Regions from separate parts of the Mus musculus genome. Here region 1 is linked to region 2. A link is a loop called in an ENCODE intact Hi-C map of the cell type or tissue named here. Cell type or tissue: left cerebral cortex. All regions are shown on one strand. Each heading gives the region's core, and the rest is flanking DNA. Links, peaks and the distances in the headings are about the cores only.

What was found. A loop is a pair of places that touch in the nucleus more often than their neighbours do. Peaks named below come from ENCODE experiments on the same cell type or tissue, not always from the same donor. Only the 100,000 strongest peaks of a DNase experiment are listed, where the experiment ranks them.
Region 1: it touches region 2 in a loop (9-fold over the local background); 3 of 42 quality-filtered maps call a loop at or near these places.

What each region holds. Positions count from the first base shown.
Region 1 is chr7:66,978,441-66,986,776 of GRCm38, forward strand. All of the region lies in intron 8 of Adamts17 (a disintegrin-like and metallopeptidase (reprolysin type) with thrombospondin type 1 motif, 17), which reads left to right. Among named protein-coding and RNA genes, the nearest start is that of Gm33627, 140 kb to the left of the region's middle. In left cerebral cortex, for the core only: no CTCF peak of the experiment used is centred there; a DNase peak (open chromatin) is centred at 3,339.
Region 2 is chr7:66,863,339-66,871,674 of GRCm38, forward strand. All of the region lies in intron 3 of Adamts17 (a disintegrin-like and metallopeptidase (reprolysin type) with thrombospondin type 1 motif, 17), which reads left to right. Among named protein-coding and RNA genes, the nearest start is that of Gm33627, 28 kb to the left of the region's middle. In left cerebral cortex, for the core only: CTCF peaks have their summits at 3,816 (motif pointing left) and 4,707; DNase peaks (open chromatin) are centred at 3,862, 4,029, 4,331, 4,539 and 2 more places; H3K27ac peaks cover 3,841 bases.

The DNA.
Region 1 (8,336 bases), core at 60-8,059, 110 kb after region 2:
CAAAGGGAAAAGGGCATGGAGAAGGCTGTGGCAGGTTACCGTGGGGGCAAGAGTTCTTGTCTTGCCTGGGTGACTAGCTTGGTTTGGTGGAAGCTGTGGCTGGAGCACAGGGAGGCTTCCTGGGTGGGAGGTTAGACATATAACTGTGGGGAGGAGCATACCTGGCTGTTGCCAGGTAACTGTGAGTTTGGAGTCCAGACAGGAGCTTGGGGCATTGCCTACATGACTGATGGCCACACACCTCTCTGCAGGGGGTTTGTGGGAGGCTGTAGCTGTGACAGGAGCCAGGGGCCCAGGAAGCATAGCTGAACACCTGCTGTCTCTTAGGATCACCAGGGTTCCAGGCCTGTGCTTGACCGACTGGGGAATCAGGCTGTCTGTGCACTGCCACGTGTGTTTCCACATCCAGGATGTGACAAATCCCATAGGACCCCTGCTGGGGAGCAGCTTCAGATACTCTGGGGACCAAAGGATAAAACATCTACTTGATGACCACAGGGACTTTCACCAATATCACTCCTTCAGACAAAAGCAATGATTAACAGTCTGGTAACTGACCCCTAGTGGGCTTACCGTTGTCCGTATTTGGGCCTTCTAGAAGAGATGGAACACTTGGGTTAATTAAGAGTCAAGAGTCTGCTCCGTGATACTTGCTCTCTAATCATCCAAGAGCATAAAAACTGTCTCCTCCCCTGCAGGAACCGATGCCTCCGAGTTCCCGGGGCTGCCTGCTGCACAGTCCAGCTCTCAGCAGAGCAAGCTCCCTGAAATGCCCTTCCTCCCCTGATGTCCACTGGATGGGCCCCTCTCTTTCACAATTGTCACTTTGACCTCATTTGTCGCATGTCCAGTTCAGAATCTGGCAAAGGAGCTCCAGGAAGGCTCTGTCTTTGTCACTGTTCAGATACTGTCAAATGTCATATGTGGCTTTGCTCTCTGATGTGGTGTGAGGATTGGCACCCCACCCCCACCCCATCCCAGCACCTGGGAGAGAGCTAGGAACTCAGGCCCACAGGGTGACTTGTATCTATGTGGAAAGGATGGATAGAGCACACTAAAGGGGTAGCCTGTTCTACCTAGGTCATCTCAGAGCACACTCACTTCTAGCTGCATGCTGGAACCCCAAGAACTTATAGGCTGTGATATATTACTTAATAATGAGTTATGTTTATCACTTAATGACAGTGACACATTTCAGAAAAGGCATCATTTTACATCATGGTGTGACTGTCCTGGAACTTGTTGACAAGTTTCTCATGACCAGACAGTACAGAGCAGTCACCCTCCACGGTTCCCTCATGTAGTACCACCATACCACATGGCATGTAGCTTTACAGTAGACTTTAGTTCTGTTAATAAACCTCCTAGTAAGATAACAGATATAGTGTGGCACATATAGAAAGGAGTAACATAGTTTTCAAGTGTGTGTGTGTGTGTGTGTGTGTGTGTGGAGTCCTGTGCTTTCATTTGACAGGTAGTGTGGGCTTGCTCATACTACCATCAGGTGAGGGACCACTAGGAAAAATGATACGGTGATGTAATGTGTGAAAGTGGTTCATTTTCATTCTGATGTTTTAAAGACAGTAGCATTCACATAAGAAACCCAGTCAGGGTTCAAGACCTTTGTAAGTATTGAAGACCAGGTGCTAATAGTATGCTTTATAGCTTGACAGGTGGCATTTAAAATAAACCTCAGACATCTTTTTTTTGCTATTCTCCACAAACATATACTACTAACTGATCCCGGTACCCTTTCCATTGAATCCCAATTCATAGCTCCTTTAACTCTATAAGCAGCCACTGCCAGTGTATTTCGGTTAAAACTGATTTGCCAACTTGTATCGGAGGGGCAACGCTAAGACAGTGCAGTCTCAGGTTGCATTGACATAACCTTCTCTCCCGAAGTGGAGGATGAAGGAGTTGTTCTGCTTGCCTTTCCCCAGTTAAACACTGAGAAGCCTGCACTTCATGATGCAGCATGGGAGGACTGGTGTAAGGACTTTCAATGGGTGTGCACCATGCACATGCCATGAAGGGAAATCATGAAGAAAGAGTTGGAGGAACTTAGTGTTGGAGAAGGGCAGGGACACCAGCACTTGGTACACCAAAGGCTGCCAGGACCTTCCACCCACCCATTCAAGACAGAATCTCTCCTTGAGCCTGGAGCTCACAGGTTCACTGAGACACAAGCCTCTGTCTCTGTATCCTCAGCAAGAAGATGATTTGTCTCCATGACACCTGGCTTTTGATCTGCAAGCTAAAGATTCAGATTTGGGTCTGTTTGCTTACATGGCAACTATCTCATCAACCAAGCCATCTTTCGAGCCCCACATTTTGCTTTTATAGTCAAACAAAGGCTATAACATCATCTAAACACACACACACACACACACACACACACTCTCTCTCTCTCTCTCACCATACATATGTGGCAATGTATGAGAATAAGGCAATTCTACTTATAAAATGAGGAGGCGAGAGCTGGGGTTGTCGCTTACTGAGCAAGCACTTGCCTAACACGTACCGAGGTCTAGGCTCCATCCCCAGCAGGCCCAAAGGTTAGGAAGAAGACAGCAGGGAGAATAAAATGGACTAAATAGAAGTTACACTGCTCACTCAAAGTGGTAAAGAGAAAATATAACTCACAGGAGGGCAATAACCAAAGGAACAAAGGAAACAGAAATCCACATGCCTAAGGTTACTCCAATGTTAATGAAAAGACATGCATATTGACTTAAAAACACTACATACATATGTACTATATATATGCTGTCTACAGCAGGGCTGCTTAAGCTTGTGGTACCATTTTTAACTGAGAATGTTTTACATAACTTTGGGTGTACAGGCAGATAAAATATACAACTCAAGCATTTACTATAAATAAATCATAAATTTGCTTTAAAATAATTTCTGATATACATGTAATTTTACCATTTGTTAAAGATAAGGAGGCATTTACATAGTAATGAAATGAATGTGCTTGCTTGGTTTTATGAGAATAACCAGGGTTTGTTTGGATATTTGATACCTTAAAGCATAAAATTCTTTCAGAGTTGACTGATGTTTTGATTTTGTAGTCATTGATGCTGGGAACACTGCTTTGTGTAAGCCACAGTATAAAACGACAGACGTATCTGTAGGGGCCATTGTTGGAAATTCTGTCTTAACCTGTCAGGTACCTTAACTTTTTTAATTGAAACATTTTCTTCTGGAGGGAGCCTCAAGAGTCAGGAAGGTAAAATTGAGAAAGGCTCCGCAGGCTCGTGAACCTTGTAAGATGCAGAGGTGGGCAAAAGTGAAAAGACGTGGGAGGCCTTTCCTGAGCCTGTGCTGGGAATGAGCAGCTGCTGGGAAGGAGCAGAGACTCTTCCGCGGAGCTGCCCATGAGCTGTGCAGGGTGCTCCAGGGAAACAGCAGAGTCCTCCCCCATGCCTGGTGGCCTCTCCGAGATGCTGCTGCCTTTGTGTTCTGTGGGTCTCCAAACAACCCCTCTCCCACACTCCTGCAAGTAACAGCCCAGTCACCACCACCTCCCCAAAATTAGTTAACTTAGCTAGACTTGGGGAGAATCATTTCTTTAGTCCACCATTGGTAAAGAGATGTTTGTTTCTTTCTTCCCAGGAAAAGTCACACAACACAATTCTGAACCGAAATCCATTTAATTTATCTTTATTATTGTTGAAATTCAAGTGAGTAACTCAGACATTCTCCCACAGTAAGATGCTAACACGCTAAGGAAGGGTATTGGGGAAGTGTTACAGATCTTTGTTTTCTGTGGTTAAACCATTGTGTTCCTAGAAGAGCAGAAACCGTTATAGACGTTAAAGCCCTGCAGTTGAGAGTGTACCAAGTGTGGAGTCTGCACTGAGGTGTCTCAGGTGGTCTTTGGCACACTGCAGGAAGAGCAGGGATGTGTGCACTGCAGAGAGCAGTGAAATCATGTGACACAGCAGGGTGCCTACTGCTGGCGACACCTCCAATTTGTTATGTGATTGATTTTGGGGTTAAATTTTGATTGCTTTGTGTTCAGAAAACAGTTGCTGTTGCCATATTCCCTGCACACACACACACACACACCCCACTCATTCTGCTATGTGGGACCGCATGGGATCACAACCTATGATTTAAGAACTTTGGAGGTCTAAAGGAAACCACACAGCAGGGCATTGCAAAATGCTTCTTTTCTTCAAGGTCCCGTGGATCTTCTCAGCCAGATAAGCTTTGTCCTGGAACAAACAACAAGCTAGAAGTCTTGGGTGTTGAGACCATGTAAAATATAATCTATGATGTAACAGAATCAAACCACATATCATTAACAAAAACAAGAGAAAAGTCTCCAGATACATAGAAATTATTTAGAAATATGTTATTTAACCAAAAATTGATTAAAGTCAAAAGCAGAATTGAGGCCTGAGAAGATAACTCAGTCTTCAAAGTTTTTTTTGTTTTTGTTTTTGTTTGTTTTTTTTTTTTCTTTGCAAGCATAGCACCTGAGTTCAATCTCTACAACACACAGTTTAAAAATCAGTCAGGCAGAGTGGCCAGCTCTGTGCTCAGGAGGTGGAGACAAGCAGAACTCTGGGGCATTCTTGCCTCCAGTAAGCCTAGCCCACTCAGGCAGCTAGCTCCAGGCCAGGGTTTGTCATAAACACACAAAATAAGAGTAAAAATAAATAAATGTTTAAGAGAGTACATAACACTGGAGGGATTATATCCAAGATTAGCTTGTCCTCTGGCTCTGCCTGCATGTGCACACAGGAGCCTGTACAACCAGCTGAGATCACATGAGCGTGCACACACTGAAAGCCAGAACGGAACAGAATTGAAAGCACGGTTCATGTGATGTGTGGCATATAGCTTATCCAGGCTAAGTGGGAAGTTTATAGCACTAGGTGCTTAACTGGGAAAGAAAGACATTCACCCATTGGTATTCTAAGTTCTTTCCTCAAGAGACTGGCAGGGCGAACACATACAGTGTCAATAACAGTAAGGAGTAGGAATCAACAGTGTTGAAAACAGGAAAAGAACAGAATGAAAAAATTGTTCTCCAAAATAAATGGACAGACTTGCTAACGCTGCGGGAAGATTGACAAAGCTAAAGAGAGGAGAGGTGTCCTCAGCATCAGGCATGACCTGGGATATCACAAATTCTCAGGCCGTAAACAGATCATAATTGGGCAACTGAAAAGTAACAGAGCATGTTCTTGGAAGCTGCAAAGTCTAGAACCGAGCAAGTACAAGTAGATGCCCTAAATAGGCATGTGTCTACTAAAGAAAAAGAATTCATCTTGTAACCCACTGAGACCCATTATTACTGCCCATTGTGTGCTTGGGAACAGGGCCATTCACAGAAGCATGGGGACCCAGCCAGCGTTTTCAGTAAAAGAATGATTCTCCATGCCTTAACAACTATCCATTGACGATAGCTCTTCGGGTCGGGGCTGAGTCTGAAGACCAAGCCTAGACTCCATCTACGCTTGGTTGCCTGGCTTATTCTTATGTAGATCTTGTTCAAGCATGTCACAGAGCAGCTGTGAGTTCATGCGCGCAAGGTGACCATGTCAGAAGCCGTCACTTCACAGCATGCTCCAGAGCCCCCTGCTCTTGCATGTTTTTTGCTTCCTCTGCCAAGATCATTCCTAAGTCTTGGTGTGTGTGGGGTTAATTCAGAAGCCCCATTTAGGGCTGAGTACTTAGGCTCCTGTGCTGTACACTGGGATGAGGGAGGCATCTCTACATTGACTGCAGCCCACTGCAAAAACCAAAGACATGACATTGTAAGCATGACACAATAGGAGAAATGGGGGTGGGGAAGGATAATATGTGCATTTGATCATATTTCAGTATGTGTGTGTGTATTTCTCAAAATAATATTTAAAATTTTTTAAATTTGTAGTTATAGATGTGTTTAACATAATCTAAACAATATACAAGGAATACATCAAACTATCCAGTTACCTCCTTAACATGCTTGTTTCAAATCTGAACTTATTTTAACATTATTTGGGGGTGGGTGTGCATGTGTGCACATGCACATATGAGTAATATGGGCATGCATGTGACACGATGCACATGAGGAGGTCAGAGGACAACTTTCTGGGGTCAGTTCTTTTCTTTCACATGGTTGAGGTAGAATTCCCCTTCTTTCTCTTGCTATACAGCTTATTCCAGGCAGGGGTCCTGTGATCTTTTGGCTGGATATCTTGTCTCCATCTTCCATCTCAGGGTAGGAATGCTGGGATTATAGGTGCATGTCACAACATCCAGCCCTTTATGGGGTCCAAGGGCCAGACCCAGGGTGTCAAGTTTGAGTGTGCTTTATGTGCCCAGCCATCTCTTTGGCCCCTGTACAGTTTTTATGCATCAGTTTAAAAACTTTAAGTACATCTCAAAAAATATAAACCAAAACTACACAGATGTTGTTTCCAGGTCAGGGTGATTTCACTGAAAACTTTTATCAAACACTAAAAAGAATAACTATCAATTTTGTATAGTGTCTTAGAGTAAGGATAAAAGGAAGAAACATTTCCCAACTAAATGCAAGAAGGTAGTACTACTCTGGTACCAAAATATATAAAAGTATAGCTCAATATCTCTCAAGAGAATTTTAGAAAACCAATTTCAGTTGTCTGTATGTGTGTGTATGAGGAAGAATGAATGAATGAATGAGTGAATGAGCAAATGAATGAAAAATGTAAAGCCGTGACCAACAATTTATTTCAGGTATACAAAGTTGATTTACTTTCAGTTCATCCATTTGTATACTATGTTAATGGCCTAATGAAGGAAAATTGTATCAATTGATGTAGAAGATTCATTTCTTATTATATAACCTCTACTGTCTTCTGTTCATGATAACAACCTATTTCATTTTGGGGTTAGAGGGAAAGTCCTTTGCTCTCCCAGAATATCAACCAAGCAATCAGAACAAACGCACTGAACTGTAAAGACTTAACCTTTCTAAGTTGAAAATGCACATCTAAACAGATGTCTGTAGGATTCCTGTGGTGAAAATCATATGCTGATAAATAAACCAGAGAAGGCTTACGTTCTAGAAGAGACACAGTGCGCCCTAAGATCGAAGAGTTAACATAGTAAAGATGCCTGAGTTGATTTGTAGGTTCAGTGTTGCTCTTATCAAAACATTAGCACAGTTTTAGCTGATATAAACGAAGTGATTCTGAAACTCTCAAGGAAAATCATGGGCCCTAGAATAGCCAGAACCGCTTGAGAAAATGAAGACTAAGGCCCACTCTTGATTCTGACTCTTCCTCTGTAGCTGAAGAAACAGAAACATAGTTCATGAAACCCAGCAATAGAGTCACACAAATATACTTCGTTGTTTTTTTTAAAAGGAAAAACAACAGAAATACAAAAAGCAAGGTAGTGCAGGTTATCAAGTGAATAGTCTTTTCACTAAAACAAATAAATAAATTGCTGCAAAATGTGGATGTCCATTGATGAAGTAAAAAGAAGCTTGAACTGTTTTGCTTTCCTCCAAAACTCACCTCAGAATGAATTATGAACTTCAGTGTAAAATATTAAAGTTCCAGAAAGCAAGGCACAGGAGGGATATCTGAAAACCGTGGCTGGGTGAAGCATTCTTCAGCTCTCACAGAACACGGTCCAAGCAGAAGCAGGTGTCTGAAGCACCAGTGTCAACAGCTTTGCTGTGTGGAGGGCTCTCTTCATGGTATTTAAAGACACGCTGCAGGAAAGCCTACCCATTTCAGTACAAATAAATTTCAGTAAACTGTAAACAACCCAGAGAACATGGTGCAAAAGGTACCAACAAGCATGTCACAGAAGAGCACGGGTGGGTAGAGGATGAATGCTTGAAGGATTTCAGCATCCTTGATGGGTTGATGCAGACTCGGGCCACGATGTGTCTTCAGCACACACTGTTAGATGGCTTACACTAAGGAGACCGACATCGAGTGCTGGCCAGGCTGCAGGAAGGCAAGTCACTCGCAGATCACTGGTGGAAGTATAAAGAAAGAGAGCTACTCTACAAAACGTTTTGGGGACTTCTTTTAAAATGAAAACTTCCCAAGCTCTGGGGAGGAAGAAGCAGGGAGGTCGAGAGTTCAAGGCCGTCTTCAGCTGCATAGCTAGTTCAAGGGAATGCAGGAGACCCCGTCTCAGGCCCTGGAGCTTATGAAATGGCCCAGTGGTTACACTCCTGTGCATCCACCCCAGAGAACACCTTCACCTAGTAACTTGCATGTGCACGTTAAAGGAGTTGTCTTCATATTTTCCACCAGACCAAAACTACTGAATCCTCCAGTGGGTAGACAGTTAAACTGGTTTTTTTCATTTCCTGATCTACTCCTAGC
Region 2 (8,336 bases), core at 252-8,251:
CCCATCCTGTATCCCTCTCCATAGCCTCAGCACCTTTAATAGTTCTGCCATGACTCTGAGATTGAATAGAAACTTCCGCTGGTTTCTGCCCTTGCATCAGACAGAACCTGTGTGGGTTTTGTTCTGTCTCCTAGCAACAGGGCTTCCTTACTTCTCTATCCTTGGTTTAAAATGCCCTTGTCCTGGGTGCTCTGCTCTATTCCCATCCTCTTCTCCCCTGTCTCTAGAGGATCACTAAGCCAAGATGTCTACACAAGTTTCACAAAGCTGGGATGTCTTCACGTTTTTTCTCCCTTGTGTTTGGATTGGACAGAGGGATGAGCATCCGCTAGGCAAACCTTCCCCCACTGAGCTGCATCCCCAGGCCCTCTGTACTTCCTTTGGCTGCCTTGATATGCCTGACACCTTTCCACCCTGTAACAGCCCCATGCTATCTCCTCCTATGTCTGTCGCTGTCATACATCCGGCATTCAGCTGCCCAGCTTAGCATTGACCACAGAGGCTGCCTGTGACCCATGGCATGCCTGCCCCTACCAGCCAGACCCCAAAGGTTCTTACCCAATACTTTCCAGGCACTGGACTCAAAGTCCTAGTCTCTCAGTGTGCCCTCTCTCTATGCTCTCCCCTTTACTTCACGTCTGCTTCTTATTTTGGTAGAGTTGCAAAGAGCATTAGCACACCCACTGCCCCAACCCACCAACTGATATTTTCCCCAATTGCTTATGTGTTGATCCCCTTCCTGCCACCCTCCCAATCTTTCTATTTAAAACCTGCCTTGGTTAGCTTTGTCTGTCAACTTGAAACAAACCTAATGGCACCTGAGAGTAACCTCAACCCAAGGCTTGCCTCCATCAGATGCCCCTGGGGCATTTTCTTAATTGCTAGCTGACATAGGGGCGGGGGTCAGCCCACTGTGAGTTGTGCCTCCCGTTGGCAGGTTGGCCTGGGCTCTATAAGAAAGGTTGCTGAACATGAACCTGGAAGCAAGCCAGCGAGCAGTGTTCCTTCATGGTCCCCGCTTAGGTTCCTGTGTTCAGGTGTCTGCCCTTGGGTTGATGCATGGGCTGTAACCTTATTGGCCAAATGAGCCCGCCCTTTCTCTAAGTTTGTTAAGGTCAGCAATTTATCCCAGAAATGAAAGCAAGCTAGTGCACTACCCTTCCTCATGTACTTTCTCTGAGTTGCTGGCAGGCAATCTGCAGACCCCCTGTCCACCTTCATCTGCACGGTCTATACACTTCTGGAAGCTCATTCTCACCGTGGCAGTAAACCACGGTGCCGTTCACTGCAAATGCATGCATGTGTGTATGACATATATGCCCGAGTGTTGGCATGTTATGTGTGTGCATGGAGGACATCCGAGGACAGCATTTAGGAGCTGGTTCTTGTTCCTCTCCTGTCACAGTGGGTTCCCAGCTCACACCCAAGTCACCAGGCCTTCATGGCAAGTGCTTTCAGTCATGAAGCCATCTTGCTAGCCCCACAATTCAGCTTAGATTCGCACCTTGTGTTTGAGTGTCATGTCTCCCTACTCGTCTCCAATCTGGGTCAGCTCCTTAGTGTTTGTTTTTCTAGATATTTAATCTCTCTCTCTCTCTCTCTCTCTCTCTCTCTCTCTCTCTCTCTCTCTCTCTTTCTCTCTCTCCAGAAATGATAATATGGTAATATGGGATGTCTTGCTTAGAGTTACTATCACTGCAATGAAATATCATGACCCGAAGCAAGTCGGGAGGAAAGGGTTTATTTAGCTTCTGTATCTACATCACTGAAGGAAGTCAGGTTAGAAACTCAAACAGGAAAGAAACCTGAGGTAGGAGTTGATGTAGAAGCCCTGGAGGGATGCTGCTTACTGACTTGCTCCCCCATGACTTGCTCAGCCTGCTTTCTTATAGAATCCAGGACTCCCAGCCTAGGGATGACACCACCCACAATGGGCTAGGCCCAACCGTATCATTCACTAATTAAGAAAATGCTCAACAGGCCTGCCTGCAGCCCAGTCTTACAGAGACATTTTTCTCAATTGATGTTCCCTCCTTTCAGATAACTCTATACTATGTCAAGTGGCATAAGACTAGCCAACACAAGGATATCTGCAGGTTTACTTTTGTCTGGTGTTTCATCATAATTGTATTGGCAAGAGTTATGGGAAAGATTCTGTGTTCTCCTGGGTGGGTCTTACTGTAGGCACTGGCAGTCTGACTACATTCAGTGCTGGGTGAAGTTTGAGTTTCGAGGTTAACACAGGTCAAGTTTCAGTCTTTCCATATGCAGTTTTCCAGGAGCTTGGAGGAATTTCGAGATGATATAGATATCACAGGTATCGGATTCTGCTCCAGCTCTCCCTCACACCAGCATTGTCGTCTCTCTGGTCTTCCCTGTGTTCCCGTGAAGCTTTGAAACGCTGACTCTCAGAGGCCCAGCTCCTCTCCCACTCTTTCAGCTGTTGTCCTCCTGTAAGGAGGGCTTCTTTCTCTCCTCCATGACTTAGGGATTTACATTTGTGTGGACTTGTTGACTCCTTTTATTCCACAAATCCTCACTTATATGTATTTACTGTGATGCTCAAACTACCTCAGACTTGGCCAGTGAGCGTGTAATTGTTAGAAATTAGACATGGCTATTGTATTTTCCGATGGCTTTTAGAGCATTATGTAGACATGCATATGGTTTTCCCCTTAGATGTATTAATGTGGTCTATTATGTCAATGGTTTCCTAATATACCAACCTGAAAGTCCTGGGAAAAAAAGATCCCACTGGGTTTAGTTTATTATTTCCTTCAACTGATGGTAGATTTTTGCTTGCCAGAGTTTTACCTGAATATTCTACATCCATAATTTAGATGTATGTATGTGTCTGTGAAAGTGTGTTTATCTGTGACTGTGTATATCTATGTATCTGTGAATGTGTGTGTGTGTCTGTCTGTCTGTCTGTCTGTCTCACTTTGGACATTGACATGACACTGGCTCTATAAAAATGTGGACTTTTCTTCAGTGTTCTGGGACAGTTTATGAATCACACAAGCCGTCTGGTCTGCAAAGGTTGGTTTGGTCCAGTCCCTCCCGGAGCCATCCCAACATGGCACTCTTTGTGACTGGGATTCCTTTGAACTTTCCTCCTTTCATTAAAGCCGACCTGCTTACCTTTGTGTTTCCATGGAAACACTTCTACTATGTGATGTTTTCCTTACATCCTTACATCGTCACCCAACCTTTCCCAGAGAGGTGCATAAAGTTCCTCTTGTACTTGATGTATTAGGAAGTCATTCTTGCTTTAATGAGATTCAAACAAGGTTGAAGACGTTCTGGTCACACGGTCTTCGTATGTTCAAGGCAGACCTTTTAGCCAGGGAGAGACCTTTTTGGTCCATCTTTGTACTGCTCTTGGGTTTGGCGGCCCAAGTGAGGTACTGCTTGCTTATCTAGCAGGTCCACCCTGACAGCCTTCCTTGGTGTTCTGGAAAGCCTGGATGCTTTGTCTGTCTCCTGAGCATCGGACTTCGTTGTCTGCTGTTCATCATCTCAGCTGTGTCCAGGACACGCTGGCTTGGGGGCCACACTCAGCCACTCAGGCATCACTTTCCTATGGCTGCTATACCACAGACTCAGTCGCCTAAAATAACACAGACAGTTCTCTTCCAGTCTGGGAGGTCAGAAGTCTAAAATCATTTGCACTGGATGTCAGCAAGATGCTGGATGCTCTGTGAACGAACGGAATCTGTTCCCTCACCTCATCCAGCTACCACAATCCTTGGCTCACAGTCCCTCTCTGCTTCCTCCAGCTCCACAACCAGTGACATTTCTCACGCTGCGTCCCTCTGCTGGCTCTCTTCTGTAACTGAATGCCCTTCCACCTGCCTCAGGGTTCTAAAATGACATCTGCCGAGTCCCTGTCCCCACGCAAGATACTAGTTCCATGAGTTTTGGACATTAGGACATAGGCAACTTTAGAAAGCCTCATGCAACCCAGAAAGGCATTCGTTTGTTACTCCCACCTTCCTGCCAGCACAAAGTAACTTCTCCTTTCATATCTGTTCAGCGTGTTTCCGCCCAGAACACGACGATACCACCGGGGGACAAGCATAATGCTTCCGTCTCGGACATTGCTAATACTCTGTCTTGAGAGAGAGGCTGAAATATCAACACGGAGACAATGAGACAGAGCACCATGCCATTTTTTATGGCTGCCCCTGAACCCTTTTTTCCCACACACCATTCTGCCAAACAGAGGAGCTGGGCAAGCAGCTATGCCATCTCTCCCCGGTTCTCCTCTGGGCTCTTATGCAACTCACACCCATCCCACTTTAGTAACTCAAAGCAGAGAAGGCCTCCAGCTTAAATAGGAAAATCTGCCTGGCGCTGCAGACGGATCAAAAAAATGCATGGTTTATTATTTAAAGTGAGCACTGGCCGGAGCTGTCCAGGTGGCTCAGACACTTCTGGCAGCTGGTCCTCTGTGAGACTGGAGGAGGGTTGTGGCCCCTCAGAATGCCTGGTCCAGGAGGCTGGTACATGTATGGCCTACGTACTCGTTTGGTGTTCCAGACAGCAGTGGGGGGTGGGCAAAGTTCCTACCAGCTCTCCTTGAAGTGTCTGATTTTTGAATCAGCAGCATTCATGTTCCCTCCGAGGGAGAGAACAGACAAGAGCAGAAGAGAGAATGTGTGACCAAGCAAAGGAGTGTAGCAGGGCTTCCCTCCCAGCAGGAGGCCTCAAGCCAGAAAGTCCACCCGAGGCAGGGGCAAGAGTAATGGACTTAAAAAAAAGTGGCTTTAGGTTGCATATCCCTCCCCCTTCTGCAAAGAAGTCTAGCTTTTTCAGTACACTAATTTCTCATGGAAAATCCCAGAAAAAAAAAAAAAAGTCTCATCGGGACAGCTGCTGCCCAGTTTTGTTGGGCGATTTCCAGCCGCAGATGAAGTGGGCTCATTTTGCACAGCCTTCTTCCTAAGCAACGGGCAATTTCTTGTGCACAACCAGACAGGGAATTCACTGGCTGGAACTCTGGTGGGGTTGCACAAACTGCCTCCGGGCTGAAGGAGCCCTGCCTTCCTCAACCCATGAGTGAGCCATAGATCAAATCCCTGTCACTGGGTCTGAGCAGAGTTAGAGAATGAGACATAGGGGAAACCCAATAAAGCCGTGTGTTCCCGTCCGCTGGAGCAGAAAATGCCAGGCATCATTGGTGGCCGGCTTTGGCCGAGGGGTGGCCAGATCCCAGACCCAACTGTAAAGGGACACAGGGCTCTTCTGCATCTGCCTTGGGGGGCACCTCCTGTCTTGGCTGCACTTAGAGGATGGATCCTCCTTTCTAAGGAAATAGCCATCACTTAGAGATGGGACTTATGAAACGGGGTCCTGTCAGCACCCTGTTAGGGTGTGTCTTCTGGGCCTTCGTGGTTTATAGAACTACAACTTATCCCTAAAATGCAAACTGTTGACCCACCATGAAGGCTGACTTCACTATGGTGAAGGAGACTCTGTGTTTGGGGATGATAGTCAACAGGGCTGTGGGCCTGCTCTGCCCTCCAGGGTGTCATCTGAGTCACGTTTGGCCCATTGGTTTCTTTTCTGCGACACAGTTAATCATCCTGTTGGAGTTGAGTGTTCATGGCACACCAGGGCCCGGCTGTCCTGTCATGGGCCTGGTTGGTCTGCCTCTGTTTGACAAACTGCCTCCTTCAGTATAAACCTGTGTGTTCCAGCAGTGAGCCGACAGCCTAGCCACTGTGTTTGCTTGTCCTTGGGGCTTCACTGTCTCTTGTCAGGGAATCATCTCCCCTCTGTCTTTCTTGTTTCTCCTATCTTAACACTGCTGTCATTCATGTCATGTGTGTGTGTGTATGCATGTACACAAACATGCAATCATAACACCCCTCTCTTTATTACTAGTATACTAGACTAGTAATATACAAATATATACTAGTATATATTGCTAGCATATAGGCACAACCTCATGTACATTTTTAAATTTTATTTTTCGACAGTTTCATGTGTATGGAATGTTTTGATCATCACTCCATGGCTCTCTTGTCTCCCTTCCATTCTCTCTGAACCCCTGCTTCCTCCTTTTCTCCTCCTCCTCCTCCTCTGCCTCCCAGCAAATTCTTCTCCTTCTTTCATATCTTTTAGAAAAGGATCCACTGAGATCATTGAGGGTGTTTGCGTGAGCATGGTGGGTGGTAGTTACTGGAGTGTGAGCCACATAGACATGACCACACCACTGAAGGAAATAAAATGTCTCTCCTATCCCCAGCTTCTATTAACTGCTTATCAGCCAGGAGGCGGGCCCTCACTAGCTTTTCCTTCATCCACGAGGCAATGCTGGTGGGCCTGCTTGTGTGCAAGCCAGCTCAGTTGTTAACTCATGAGTGCAATGGCCGTGTCCTACCCACCCTAGGGCTGGCACTCAGCAGCCACTTGTTTTCATCAGACTGATAAGTGACCAGTCTCTGCCATATGAACTGCTGCCCACTGCAGAAAGGTCTTTGACCAAGGTGAGGACAGGGCTGCTCTGTGGGCATTATTAGCACGTATCCACTGGCTGTGCAAAGGGTTTCATAATGACATCACACGTGTGTGTAGAATGCATTTTGTAGATATCATCCCTCCGTTTTCTTCTTTCTTTCTTCTTTCATCCCTCCAACTTCTCCCCAATATACTTCTAATAATCCCCCTATCATGTTATCCCCATCACCCCAGGATTTCACATACAAGAAAAAAAATTCAGTATTTATCCTTCTGATCTGGCTTATCTCACTTAGCATGATAATCTCTGGTCTCATCTGTTTGCCTGAAAATGGCATGATGTTGTTCTTTATGGCTGACTAATGCCCCATTGTATGTGAGAACCTCATTTTCTTGCTCTGTTCATGCACTGGTGGGCACCAGACCCAGGCCACACACACAATACCACATCTTGGGTGTGTTGAATAGTGCCACAGTAAACAAGGTTGTTCAGGGATGTCTGTTGTAGGGCAACTGGATGTTTTGCGTGTCTGGCTGGAGCACATGGAAGTTCTAGTTTTAGACTTTGAGGGACCGTGGCTGCTCTAACTTCTATTGCCACCAGCAGTGAATAATAACATCTTTTCCCAGAGTCCTTGGCAACACTTGTTGTTTGTTTGTTTTAATAAGTCACTCTGACTACAGTCATATAGGATAACAATGTTGTTTTGATTTACAAGGTTGTTGTAATTTCCTGACAGCGAAAGATTTTAAGCACTTTTTCATGTGTTTATTGGGTGCTTCTTCTTGTTCAATTCATTGGCCCCTTTGCTGATTGAATCGTTTGCTATTTTGGTATTTACTTTTTGAGTTCTTTATATATTCTGTGTATTATCTCCCTGTTTCTGAGACAGAATATATACATGAAAGTGTTCCAGAGAAGGGGTGGCTTTGTCACATTTACCCTTTATATTTTGTCTACACACCTGGCTCCTTGTCACACTTTGAAAACCTAGTGTGAATGGGTGTGGGAGGCGGGGTGGGCTCCATGGCTATCAGGCCAGCGGATCTTAGGGGCCAGTGTCAGTCCTGGCTTCATCACACACTCCTGAGTAACCTTTGAAGAGTTTGTGGGGCCTTCAAGATGGGGCTGTTTGATGTCACAGGCAGTGGCGGAGGGCCAGCGAGCAAGAATGGCAGGGGGGACATTCTGTTGGTGTACACATTCCAGGCACAGTTGAAGCTGGACTGGGAGTTGGGAACATAGCCTTGCTTGGGACGTCAATGTTGAGACAGGTTCCCACCACAAGCAGATTGCCCTGCTTACTGTCAGGGCTAAAGAGCCACTGGCTTAGGGGACACTGTGACTTATGAGGACATAAGGACAGAGGTAGTGTCTATAGCCCAGTTTCCTTACCATAGATGAGCAGGACAGCATGTATCCAAGGTGTGCCCAGGTGAGTGGGAGCCACGTCCTTGTATCCCCAAGACTGGCCTCTTCAAAGGTTGGGCCAAACTTCCCTTGTTGAGAAAGTAACCCAGAGAAGCAGCCAGAGTGAATGAAGCTGGAGGCCCTGCCTGGATTTCTGTTTTCCTTTCCCATGACTTTTTCTTCCCCCCTCCCACCCCCCCCCCATTCCAGTGTGGACAGTAGAGACTTCTTGAAGAACATCCAGCTTGGAGCATATTAAAGAGCAGTTACTTGGAGTCTTACTACACCACTAGCTACCCAAAAAGGGAGTGTAGTTAGGAAAAAAAGCACAGGAGACAGGAACCACTCAAGTCATGGTGGGAACGCAGTGTATTAAAGGACTGTCAGGGAGAGTGTCTGTGACATTCTCCTCAGGGGACCTGAGGGTTCCACCAGCTCACAACCCATGGCATCTGTCCCT